Linked DNA regions of Homo sapiens: region 1 is linked to region 2. Evidence: chromatin loops called from intact Hi-C (ENCODE). Cell type or tissue: psoas muscle. All regions are shown on one strand. Links, peaks and the distances in the headings refer to the core of each region. The heading gives the core; the rest is flanking DNA.

Evidence for each region. Hi-C counts contacts between places; a loop is a spot of excess contacts. Peaks named below come from ENCODE experiments on the same cell type or tissue, not always from the same donor. Only the 100,000 strongest peaks of a DNase experiment are listed, where the experiment ranks them.
Region 1: it touches region 2 in a loop (4-fold over the local background); 28 of 110 quality-filtered maps call a loop at or near these places.

The regions. Positions count from the first base shown.
Region 1 is chr1:61,181,081-61,187,307 of GRCh38, reverse strand. All of the region lies in intron 2 of NFIA (nuclear factor I A), which reads right to left. Among named protein-coding and RNA genes, the nearest start is that of NFIA-AS1, 69 kb to the left of the region's middle. In psoas muscle, for the core only: no CTCF peak of the experiment used is centred there; a DNase peak (open chromatin) is centred at 3,007; H3K4me3 peaks cover 2,931 bases; H3K27ac peaks cover 5,000 bases.
Region 2 is chr1:61,046,154-61,052,380 of GRCh38, reverse strand. No RefSeq gene overlaps it. Among named protein-coding and RNA genes, the nearest start is that of NFIA, 33 kb to the left of the region's middle. In psoas muscle, for the core only: a CTCF peak has its summit at 2,318 (motif pointing left); DNase peaks (open chromatin) are centred at 1,670 and 2,320; H3K4me3 peaks cover 2,419 bases; H3K27ac peaks cover 2,532 bases.

The sequences.
Region 1 (6,227 bases), core at 580-5,579, 130 kb before region 2:
TATACCAGCATGGATGCTAACATGAGAAGGGGGGCTCGGGCAGGTCACAAGGGATCACAGATCTCATTTCAATATGGCATAATAATAATAATAGCAGTCGTAGTAGTAGTTACGGGGAACATTTGTTAAATGCTTACCATATGCCAAGCAATATGCTAAGCACTTTACCTGAATTATCTCATTTAATTCTCATAATCACCCTATAAGGTAGGTGCATACTTTTACAGTTGACATTTTACAAATAAAGCAACAAGGGCTAACAGGGTGAAACTGGCTCTTTACTGAATCCTTCCAGGGCTTCCATGTATTATGAAAGCAAAAGTACAGCACCACTGGGATGCCAAAGTGACTAAGCAGGGATAGCACAGATGTCCTAAGAGTGAAAATGTACGAGATCCCAGCACTGACATTTAATAGTTATATGACCTTGGGCATGCCACATAACCTCTCTTTGGCTCACTTTCCTTCTCTGTAAAATCAAGGTGATAACAGTACTGTTTCATAAGGTTGCTGTAAGGATTAAATGAGAGAATATATGTAAAACAGACTCTGGTGCATTAGTAAAAGAAGTACATAGGTATCCGTTGCTATTATTTTATTATTATCTCTAGGGGACATATTTTTACCTAAAAAGAAACTTAATCTGTCTCAAATGCTACTTCCTATAAGGCATCTTTGCTGTCTACTTAACAGAGGCAATTGCTCCCTCTTTTATAATTCTTTAATATTCTGTTCACATAATGTGAGAGGTCTTGGCACAATGTATGGTAGGTAACTTACCTATTTACATACATGTCTCTTCCACTGACTGAACGATTTAATGGACAGAAGCGTTTCTCATCACAGTTGCACGCCCATTGCCTAGTACTGAGCCGCCACACTGCCATTAATTAATAGCAGTGGCAGCAAAAATAACAGTAAGTTAATACTTGTGTGACCAGAATTTTACAACATATCACATTTAATCTTCACAATAATCCTATGATGTAGAAAGTGTTTTTACATCTCACTTTTACAGAGGTTCTGAGTGGCTGAACCACCTGCGGCAGTTCATACAACTAGTCAATGGCAGAGCCAAGACTCAAGCACAGGCAGACGGATGGCTCACAGCTCTGTCTTCTCCCAACCAGTGTGCTCCACCGACTCTCAATGGAGCACTGAAAACATTCGTTTAACAATGTATTTTATAATACAATTCTTATGAGTATAGGTAATAAAATGTAGGATTGAGTAAAATTTAAGGTAAATGAAATATTTTGGAGTATTCTAACTTGCCCAACATTTTATTCCCAATGTGATTAGGAAAAGTGCAAAAGGTAGAAAAGAAGGTAGTAAACGTAGTTTGCATCCTTGTGGGACTGACATCATAGTGCAAAAGATAAATAAATAAAATGAGTAATCAAATAAATTAACAAGAGCATTTCAGACTGTTATTAGTATTATGGAAAATATAAACAGGAAGGACAATTTTAGACAGAACACTCTTTTACAGGGCTATTATTCGAACTGAAAGAACTGAAAGGTAAGAATAAGCCAGCCACAAAAGGAGCTGGGAAAAATGCATTCTAAGCAGACAAGTAGCAAATGGGATGGCAGGTTCTGAAAACTGAAAGGAAACCAGTATGGCTGGAGCATCTAAGGAGTCACGGTTAAAAAAAAAAAAAAAAAAAAAGTGGGGTTAGAAAGGTAGATACAGAAGCCAGACAGATCATGCAGTGTCTTTGCAGGCCAATGCAACAAGTTTGGATTTTATTCTAGATGCATAAGAAAACATTGGAGGTTCTTACGCAGAAGAGTGATATAAACTAACTAACTTCTTTGAAATACCACTCTGGCTATGGTGTGAAGGAACAAGAATGGAAAAAGAGGGAATACTCAGGATTACCCAAGTAGTCTGGGTAAGGATGATGGTGGCTTCAACTGGAGATATTCCCCTTTTTTTCCTTTTGATTGACAAATTTCCACATAAAAACTAGAAATGCATTTTATACTTATTCCAGTTGTTTATTCAAATTCAATTTCTTTAGGGCTCAGAAGACTACTACCTATCTTCTTTAACGTCTTCATTATACATATGTGGAAACAGGTATAGTGGGCTTACATAACTTGCTAATGTCACAAGAGTAATTAACAGGAAGATTTGACTCACTTAACACATGTCAGGGTGCAAAGATAAAGCATGTAAGTTTAAAAAGTTTTCTGTTACCCCCCAAAAGCCTGCCAAATTTTCATATTTGGAATTTGCAGCTATCCTTAGACATTAAAACCTTTTAAAAGTGTTTAAATCTCACATTAGTTCTCATATTAACGTTAAGCAGTCCAGCATTCTGCTCAGACACAGAGATGGAACTTTCAGGGTTAAAAGAATGTAAGTCAAGTCAGAGAACTGTGTGTTATGTCTGGGAAAAGTTCATAGAAGTAACTTTAAACTCCTCTGTTTTCTTTCAGTTCCTTCCTTCGTGTTCATGTGCAAATTATACCTTACTCTCCAGGTTGCATTTTACCATTTTCCTCTCGTTTCTCTAAGAAAGCTCCCCAAAGTGACAATGCTTTTTTAAAAGGGGCCAGTATGAAGTTCCTCTGAGTTCCTGCTCTCTTGGAGCACGGCTCCTATCACACAATAATGTGTTATTTTGTTGAATTTTGGCATCCTTCTAGCTTGTTTGGTCAGAAGCCAAAAAATTAGAGTGTGTCGGTCCACCAGTTTCTCAGCAGAGAAGCTCTCTTCTCACCCAGCGAGTGTGCTGTACCCTTGGCCTCTGGCCAAGAAGGGAAATCCATTTTACATAAAGAATGCACAAAGCTCAAGTGCTCAGAGACTTTTTACCTACTAAAATAACTTTATGGACAAATGCCAGTCTGCTAGACACATTCAGCAAGAACATTTGGCATGCAAAACAAGGTAAAGTACTCTGTGGAGGTAGCAAGTTTTTTAGAAACAAGGAAATGGCTGTGCGTGCCCTCGTGGCATGTCACGTGGCTTGGCACTGCCGGCTGATTGGCTGCGGCCGAGTAAATACAGCCGCCATGTAAGGAGCGGAACGTCGCCCTTCACTGGCTCCTTAAAATGGCGGCCTGAACCCACACCAGGAGAAGCAAGCCGAGTCCCATTCTCAGTTTCCCCTCTGAAGTTTTTTGTTTTTTGTTTTGTTTTGTTTTTTTGGGTTTTTTTTTTTTTTTTTGGTTTTTTTTCCCCCCCCCATAAACCTTACGGATCTGAGTAGAAACAGATTTCTCACAACTTGCTTCTCCGGCTCAATTTCACAGTTCGGCATACACTCAGGCACTGTCAAAAGCTTGACAATGTTCCAGGGAAAATATTAACCGTAAACTTTCCAAGAGGAATTAAAGGAGCAGGCAGAAATGTCAGGACGTCCTCTCTTTTGAAAGCACATCCCAAGTTTGCGCACGTGTACGTTTTGGAGAGAAGCACATGCAGCAAGCTCAAATGACATCCAGTATGGTCCCACTTTACCATGTCACGGTGGAAAGGGAAGGGGAAAAAAAGGACATATCCTCTTTGGCTAAAAGGCACGGAGGTCTCTCCCTCTCCCTCTCAGGCCTGACCAGTTGAACACTGCACACTCTGATGTATAAATATTTGCCTCTGGCTAAAGTTCAAGCAGCCCTGTGTGGCTGCCAGACACAACAGAAAACCAACATCCAAGGGAAAGTGTTTACTGCAGTGGGGGCCAAAGGAGCAAGTGCCAGCAAAAGATCACATCTGATTGGCCAGGCATGTCTGTGGTGTTACCATAAAGCACCTGGCCACTGGCCACTGGTCGCTGGGGTGTTCCCACCCTTTTAGTGATGGTTATGTTCTTTAATGCACAGCCTTGCCACAGTTAACGCAAGACGAAAAGACATCCTGATGGTTTATCGGTGTTCCTCCAGAGCAAGGGGCTTGAATGAGCCAAACCACCCTGCCACCACTACTGCAAAACAAGCATTTGCTCCTTGAAACTACCTAGATAAGACCTGTGACCTTTCTGCATGGCTCCCACCTTCTGACGTGCACGCCTCCTACAAACCTCCCAATTCCCATCCCTAGGTATTCTATAATTCTGTAGTCCATAATTCTATAATTTAAGCATCTCTGAAATTCCTGCAGTAAAAGAAATTAAAAGAAACCTCTGATAGGTGGCTGCAACAAAATATTTTAAAGTAATGGATCCTCCCAAGTCTCCCTCCAAGAACCAAAATATACACTGTGCCATTTTACCAGTACTATAGTACTGAAACAGGTAGAAATAAGAGAAGCTGCCCATCAAAAGATTACGATCTCTAATTAGGATAAAGGAAGTAAATGAAAACAGGTCTTGAAAAAAATCTTTTTGGAAAACTTGCAAGTATAGTTAATGCTAAGCATGTAGCTGTCAGGGCAAAGCCTTTTCATGGTTTTCAATATTCGGGGAAAAGGTTGACTACAATCATAAGTAATAATATTTTTAAATCACTGTCATTCATATAACATTTCTATCTTCATAAACAATAATTAAACTTTTCCCTAATGCTGCAAATGAAATGTCTCTTTTTGGCTGAACCAAAAAGCTATACAGAAAACTGGACAAAAACTTCGGGGAATATGAAGAGAAGAACTTATTTTAAGTAATTTTTTTGATATTATGGAACAATAACTTAGGTAAAGCAAGCCAAACTGTTATGATTTCATCTGTTTCAAATAAAATACACATTTGTTTAACGGAAACATTTGCTGTTTGTTGAAAATAAAGATTTTACGTCCCTACACAAATTACAGTTCTAACTTTGAAAATTCTTCAAGGTCCTGAATCTTGATTAATCTTAGGCTTAAGGATATTTCTAAAGTTGAATTTGTTGCAAAGCTAAAATCATGCATCAATTTCATTTTCAATTGTTTCTGAAACTTTTAACAACTTCATTGGTTTTGTCTAATCTAACTCTTAACCAAACATGCCACTAAGTTTGATCTGTGTTCGACCTTAGAAGCCTAGGACTTATAGTATCAAGTCCAGCTTCCAAGAGATCCCAGTGAATCATGTGCAAGGGGATCACAGAGGAATGTTCTGTTCCCAGCTGTGAACAAGACAGAATTAACTCTAAGATGCTTCCTCCTGCTGCCCTGGTGGACAGAAAGGTCAAGATGGTTAGCTCATGTAGTCACAGTATGAACCGTCAAAACAACATGTATGTTAAAAATAGACTGCAGGCAACCAAAATACAAATACAGAAAGAATTTAAAGTAAAAATAGTTTTTATATATTTAAATTTCAGCTTCAAGTATTTTCAAAGACTGTAACCTAAAACCAAGGAGAAAAAGGACAAAGCAATAATTTTCCCAAGTGCATTCACTTAACAAACTTTGAGTCTTAAATTTTAAAAAGCAACCATTCTGACCCATATATGACACTTTTCTTAGGAAATTCCTTGGATTCACAAGTAATTCATTGGGAATTAAAGCACAAGAGGCACATTTACCACTTTTATTTGTTTATATTTTGATAACTGCATTTTTCTCAGCCCAATTTCTATGGAAATAAAAATACTATTTACTATCACAGGAATTTCTTTATGTATCAGTAGGGAATAGAGTTGAAATATTATGAGGTGGTTTTTTTAATGCAATGAAATTATCAAGACATTCCACAGTGCTATGATACATCAGTTCTATCACAGCCATGTAGAAAACCAGGGGTAACTGCTGTTTTATATGTAAGTAGATACTTAACACTTATCACCAAGCAGCATGTTTAATAAAGTCTGTTGCATTTGTATGATAAAATGTTAAAACAATAATAAAACTAAAGTGGAGATGAAAGTAATTCCATCTTACAGACTTTCACAATGAACAAAAATGTACCTTCTAAATAAAAATTATGTTACAAATGTAAATATTCTTTTTAAAGCTGCTGAATGCATCCCTTTACTAGGAAAGGCTTAGCCATGTTATTTGCAATTCCCTCATTGCACAACAATGTACATTACTGTCTGTAAGCTCTAATTTGGCATGGCGCATCATTAATGACCTGAATGGTGGCTGTTTCACACATACATATTTAATTACAACAGCTGAACAAATTACATATTTATGCTTTATAAAGGGGATTGCCAGTCTAATTCATTTGCTATGCATGCAGGTACAGGACTCCATCTGCAACAGCATCTGCACAACAAGAGCTAACAATTATCCATTGTACAGCAAGTAAGCATATCTGGGGAAACCTGTAAGGGAGGCAGTCATATTAACT
Region 2 (6,227 bases), core at 339-5,338:
AAAGGTTACATTTTCGTCTTAAGGGATAAAAATGTTGCTTTCATCCTGTTTACCGAGGGTGCCCAGTACAAAGTGGGCAAAGTGGTAGGAAATGCGGTCTCTGGGCTTTGCCAGTGTCGGGAGGATAGTTCCAGCATATTAGTCCCTGTCTGCTTAAATGCCGACGTTAGGTACCCGGCATGTGATGTCCTGCGGTTGAGCCCTCTTACTCTTACTCATCAGGTCCCGGCTGCAGCGCTGGGAACGCTGGGCACACCTGCCGATTTTAAAGCAGCAAATTCAGTTCAGGCCACCGGGAGCGGGAGGGCTCGCTTTTCCGCTGGGGCTACCGCATGAAGCAAGTGCTTAAATTTTTTCCCTTCACAAAAGGGAAAAAACCATTTTGCTTAAATCTGTTTTTTCTTAGGACGCACTTAGAGACCAGGCCCGCCAATATTCCAGTTAGAGTTAACGCTACCAGAAATATGCAGTGCTTTAGGATTCCAACTTGGGACTCGTTGAAGACCAGAATGTTACAGTCAATCTCGCCTTTCTCTTTTTGTTTCCAACACCCTACTTTCCCTTCAGTCTCTTTCCTCTTCGGTGTTCTCTACCTCTTGAAATATAAAAGTTTAATAAAAACACCACCCTATTTTATTTTTTAAAATAAAAGTTGACACTAAATTTGAGAGCTAGTGTTGCAACTAAGCTCTTCGGAAGTTTACCCATCTGTTCCCCAAACCTTTGATGCCTGTAATGTCAACCACGATTGCTTCTTAAAATTCACTAAAAGAAGTCTTTCAGTAACTTTGAAAAAGTGTAATAAATGCTAATGGGGGGGAGGGAACTCCCAACTCTGATGGATTTTACCTTCTCGGATCAAGGAGCAGGACTCCAAGCAAAAGAATAAACTTTATGTAGTTTATTTTTAAACTATTCTATTTTCAGTAGCGATTTCTCTTCCTTAGCTAAATTACTCAGCTTTGCTCAATTCCACTTTTACCTTTCCCCACACGTCCTCACTGACTCAGCAATTGTCACCGAGTGAGACCCTAGGTAGTGGGAAGGAGGCCCCCACAGATATGCTCCCCGGCTAAAGCGCTCGATTGAAGATCTGAGAAAATATCTTCAGAAACTACAAATGGAGCAAATCATTTACCTAATTCACTCAAGAGCTTCCACGGGAAGGACTCTGGAGGATGAGTGTCCTCCTAATGCGGTGCTAATGAAAAGCCCCTTAGCCGGCTCTCCGGCCGAGCGCCGGACCGCGTCTGCTCGGCGTCTACGGCGGAGCGACCCTGGTTGGCGGCGGCCGCGCATTCCCCCCCCCACCTGCCCGAGGTGGCACGGCGGCCGCAGCGACTCCGGACGCCGCCGGGGCCACTCTCCGGAGCGCCGCCCTGCGACCCCGGACGCCCCCTCCCTGCCCCCACCCACCGGCGCGGGTCTTCCTCCCGCTCTTCCTCCTCCTCACCCTCCCCGGGGCTCTGTGTGGGGGGCTAGGAGGTGACTGGGGACGCTTCCTCGGTCGCGACTCCCGGTTCTCCGCGGCCTCCCGCCCGGGGGGGTTGGGGTTAAAATCTGGGAGTTCAGCTCTGCGGCGAAATCTCGGGTTCCCAGGGAGGGGCCGGAGGGAAGGAAGACCCCGCCGGGAGCGCGCCGGCCAGAGCCGCCCCCGCCCCGCGCGGCCGCTGTCCCGTGGGGAGGATGAAAGCGCAGGGCCCGGGCGGGGCCGCGGCGGCTCCAAGGGGCGGCGAGTGCGGGGCGGGGACTGCGGCGCTCGCGGTGACCGGGCCCCCCTTCCCAAGCCGCAGCTCCTGGCCCTGCAGGTGCACCCCCAGCCCCCTTTTAGGCCCCTCCGTGGAAACCGCCTTCCGGCCCAAGTTCTATCCTTTGAGGCTTTGAACCAGGCCTTTCAGAAGTTTTTAAAGCTGCCCCGCCCCGCCGGCACTCACGGGGGTCACAGTCCCCCATCCCTCCACCTCCGCTACAGCTGCCGGCGAAGCGGGTGCCGGGAGGAAGCGGAGTGGGGGCCAGCGGGCCGGCCCGAGGGTCGGGGACCGAAGCGCCGCCCCGGAGCGCCAAGCTCGGCCCCAGCGCTTGGAGATCGCGCCGCGTAGCCCGACCTCGGAGGAAGCGCGGGCCCGCCAGCCCCTGGAGAGGGGAGGGCAGGGGGGCTGGGAGAGGAAGAGCGCGCGGGGAGGGGGGCATGTCCCCATCACCGAGGTTCCTGCGCTCAGTTCAAGCCAGGGGACAACTTAAATTGGCCTTCAGGGGAGGCAGCTGGTGACCCGTGTCCTCGCCCTCCAAATTCCCCTGAGCGAAGCAGGGCGCCACCTACAGGCGAGCTCTAGATAGCAGGCAGGAGAAAGACGCGCCTGCAAAGTAATGTGGCCCCGTCCCAGCAAGCCTAGCAAGGCCTGTTGTGTCCACAGCCTCCTCTCAGCTGCCTGAGCCTGTACCGAGTTATAGGTCCGTTGGCAACAGCAAGAGCCCTGAGGGCACTCAGCGTGTGCTTTTGGGGAGTGGAGAACTGGGTGTTAATTTCAGGAATTGGGGGATTCCAGTATCAAAGAAGTAGCAGCTCTGATTGGACAGGCAGGTTGCACCCTGACAATTTTGGCTGCACTTTGACTCCAGTATCTCGACTCCAGGCTATTTTCATGGGATGCACTACGTTTCCTTGAGAATAGCTGTGTAACCTTGGGCAAGTTACTTTATCTCCCTGAGTCTCTGTTTCCTCATCCCTCAAAAGAGGGAATAGTGGTACCTGTCTGATAGAGTCATTGTGAGAATTTAATGAGATGATGTAGGTAAGAAGCTGTAGGTGCCTTCTAAGGAATTTTCACCTATTTCTTTTTTAAAAATAGTTTTTAATTATTTATTTATTTATTTTGAGTCGGAATCTCTCTCTGTTTCCCAGGCTGGAGTGCAATAGCGCGGTCACGGCTCACTGCAACCTCTGCCTCCCTGGCTCAAACAATTCTCCTGCCTCAGCCTCCTGAGTAGCTGGAACTACAGACACGCGCCACCATGCCCGACTAATTTTTTGTATTTTTTAGTAGAGACAGCGTTTCACCATGTTGGCCAGGCTGGTCTCAATCTCCTGATCTCAGGTGATCTGCCCGCCTCGACCTCCCAAAGTGCTTGGATTACTGGGATTACAGGCCTGAGCCACCGCACCCAGCCAACTTTCACCTATTTCTAATGTGAAAACCCATCTTTTATTCTAAGAAATCTAACTTGTAAGACTGTTTAGCTTCTTTCTGTTCCTTGAAGATTAGGGCCTTAGAGGAAGTGGGAGAGAGCTAAGAGGTTTCAGTGTTTGAGTAGGAAACAGGATGGGTTATGGGGAGTTTTGATAACTAGCTTATCTCCTCATAGACAACGGCTGTAGGCCGGGTGCTGTGGCTCACATCTGTAATCCCAGCTCTTTGGGAGGCCGAGGTGGGCGGATCACCCGAGGTCAGGAGTTCGAGACCAGCCTGGCCAACATGGCGAAACCCCATCTCTAATAAAAATATAAAAATTACTTGGGCGTGGTGGTACATCTGTAATCCCAGCTTCTCAGTAGTCAAGCAGGAGAATCACTTGAACCTGGGAGGTGGAGGCTGCAGTGAGCCGAGATCACACCACTGCGCTCCAGCCTGGGCAACAGAGTGAGACTCTGTCTCAGAGAAAAAAAAAAAAAAAAAAAAGACAATGGCTATGTGGTGGCTCAAGCCTGTAATCCCAGTGTTTGGGAGGTGCGCGGGTCACTTGAGCCCAGAGGCTGGAGACCAGCCTGAGCAACACAGAGAAACCCATTTCTACAAAAAAAAAAAAAAAAAAAAAAAAAAAAAAGCTGGGCGTGGTGGCCCATGCCTGTAATCCTAACTACTTCGACAGCCAAGATGGAAGGATGGCTTGAGCCTGGGAGGCTGAGGTTGCATTGAGCTGAAATGGCACCACTGCACTCCGGTCTGGGTGACAAGCTAGAACTGTCTCAGAAACAACAACAAAACGAACCAAAAAAACCAAACAACATCTTATATTTGTGGATGACTTACTATTACTATTTACTATTTTTATTATCATTTGCCTCTATTAAATGATTTAATTATCATTTTCACAATCTCATATGGTATACATTATCCCTATTTATTTATTTATTTATTTAAAGACAGGGTCTCTCTCTGTCACCCAGGCTGGGGTGCAGTGGCACAATCATAGCTCACTGCAGCCTCAAACTCCTGGGCTCAAGGGATCCTCCTGCTTTGGCCTCCCAAAGTGCTGGGATTATGAGCATGAGCCATTGCGTCTGGCCCATTATCCCAATTTTAAAGATGAGGAAACAAAGACATGGGGATGCAAGCCATAGTTGCTGTATTTTTTCTGCTTTTAAAAATATTTTTTGGCAGGTCACAGTGGCTCACGCCTGTAATCCCAGCACTTTGGGAGGCCAAGGCAGGTGGATCACCTGAGGTCAGGAGTTCGAGACCTGTCTGGCCAAAACAGGGTGAAACCCTGTCTCTACTAAAATACGAAAATTAGCAATTAGCTGGGTGTGGTGGTGGGCACTGTAATCTCAGCTACTTGGGAGGCTGAGGCAGGAGAATTGCTTGAACCCAGGAGGTGGAGGTTGCAGTGAGCTGACATTACAGCACTGCACTCCAGCCTCGGCGACAGAGCCAGATTCTGTCTCAAAAAAAAAAAAAAATTTTTTTTTTTTTACTCTAGGAGCCCTAGATCTGTATTTCACTATATTTCAGAATCTACCTTTTTTTTTTTCTTTTAGAGTTGTGATCCTGCTATGTTGCCCAGGCTGGAGTGTAGTGGCTGTTCACCGATACGGTGATAGCATACTTGTAGCCTTAAACTCCTGGTCTCAAGGGATCCTCCTCCCTCAGTCTCCTGAGTAGCTGGTACTGAAGACTCAAGCCACCATGTCCAGTCAGAATCTAACTTTAACATTAATCTACCTTTAAGTTTACCTACTGTGTGCTAGATTACTAGATTAGGAATTTTAAATATCAAGTGTCGTATAATTCTCACAACACCTTTGTGAAGGAAGACTAACTTCTGTCATCACAGAAGAGGAAGGAGAGGTTCAGGGAGATCAAGTGAGTCACTTAAAGTCTCATAGAGAAGTGGCAGAGCCAGGTTATGGAGAGCCCAGATCTCCCAGCACACACCCAGGTGTCTTCCACTGCATTACAAGTGGAATGTAATGCATTCCACTTGGCTGCATTACAGCCAAGAACGCACCAACTGGCTCTAGGGTACTTAAAAAAGTTATCAAGAAAGATCAGGCAGAAGGGTGGCTTGCTCGGTACTTTTGCTACACTAAAGATGTGGTAAAAGATGGTGTTTTCAGCCTCAGTTAATTGTAGATTATAATGTTTCCTAGGAAAATATTGATGATGGAAGAAGGGAGCAGGGGTGCATTGGGAGAAACCAAGAATGAGTGAATTTGTAATTTTATAAATATCAATAATTTATATTTATTTTATGACCAAACTGACCAAATGTCATTTTAGTGTATACATTACAATGAAAAGTTTAGTATAATCTAGCTATTGTCAAATCCTGGCATCTAAACTATAGTCATAGAGCTTTGTCGATCTGGTTATGGAAATTATTTACAATAGGTGTTTTTGTATAGCAAATGTTTTTGCTGGTCTGTATCCATGTAATAGGAACATTTTATGATGAAAGGACTGGATTGTTCAGGGAAGCAAATTATGCTTCTTTCAGGAGTGTTGTTTTGTCATTGTGCAACAATTACTCATTAGTTCCCCTTCTTCTTACTTACCTAAGTAGCAAACCAACCCGTTCATCATTCCTAACCAGAAAACGCCTTTCCATCCCCCAAAACAACTGAACTCATCAAAAGGTGTGGAGTTACTGATAGAAGGGTTTGAGTTGGGCATTGGATGTAAAGGTGTGCATTCCATCTTCTTTCTCCCACTGGGTCCAGCCATGATGCTTTTGCTTGCCAACACAATATCGTGAGCTCAGACTTTGGCAATTCATCTCTGGTTTCTTTACACTGAGAGTGTTTCTAATAATATAATAGATTTTCATTTTGAAACAGATGCCACAGAGGATTCGTTAGCAGGAAAACCCTACTGTGTAACTAACACTATAAAGTTACCAAATGTAAGGTTGGGTGGTTAGATTGTTAGCTTTTGGGGACCAGTTGGTAATTAGATAAGGGGGCTTTGTAAAGAAAAACCAGTTGAAACCAACACATATTAATGGAATGT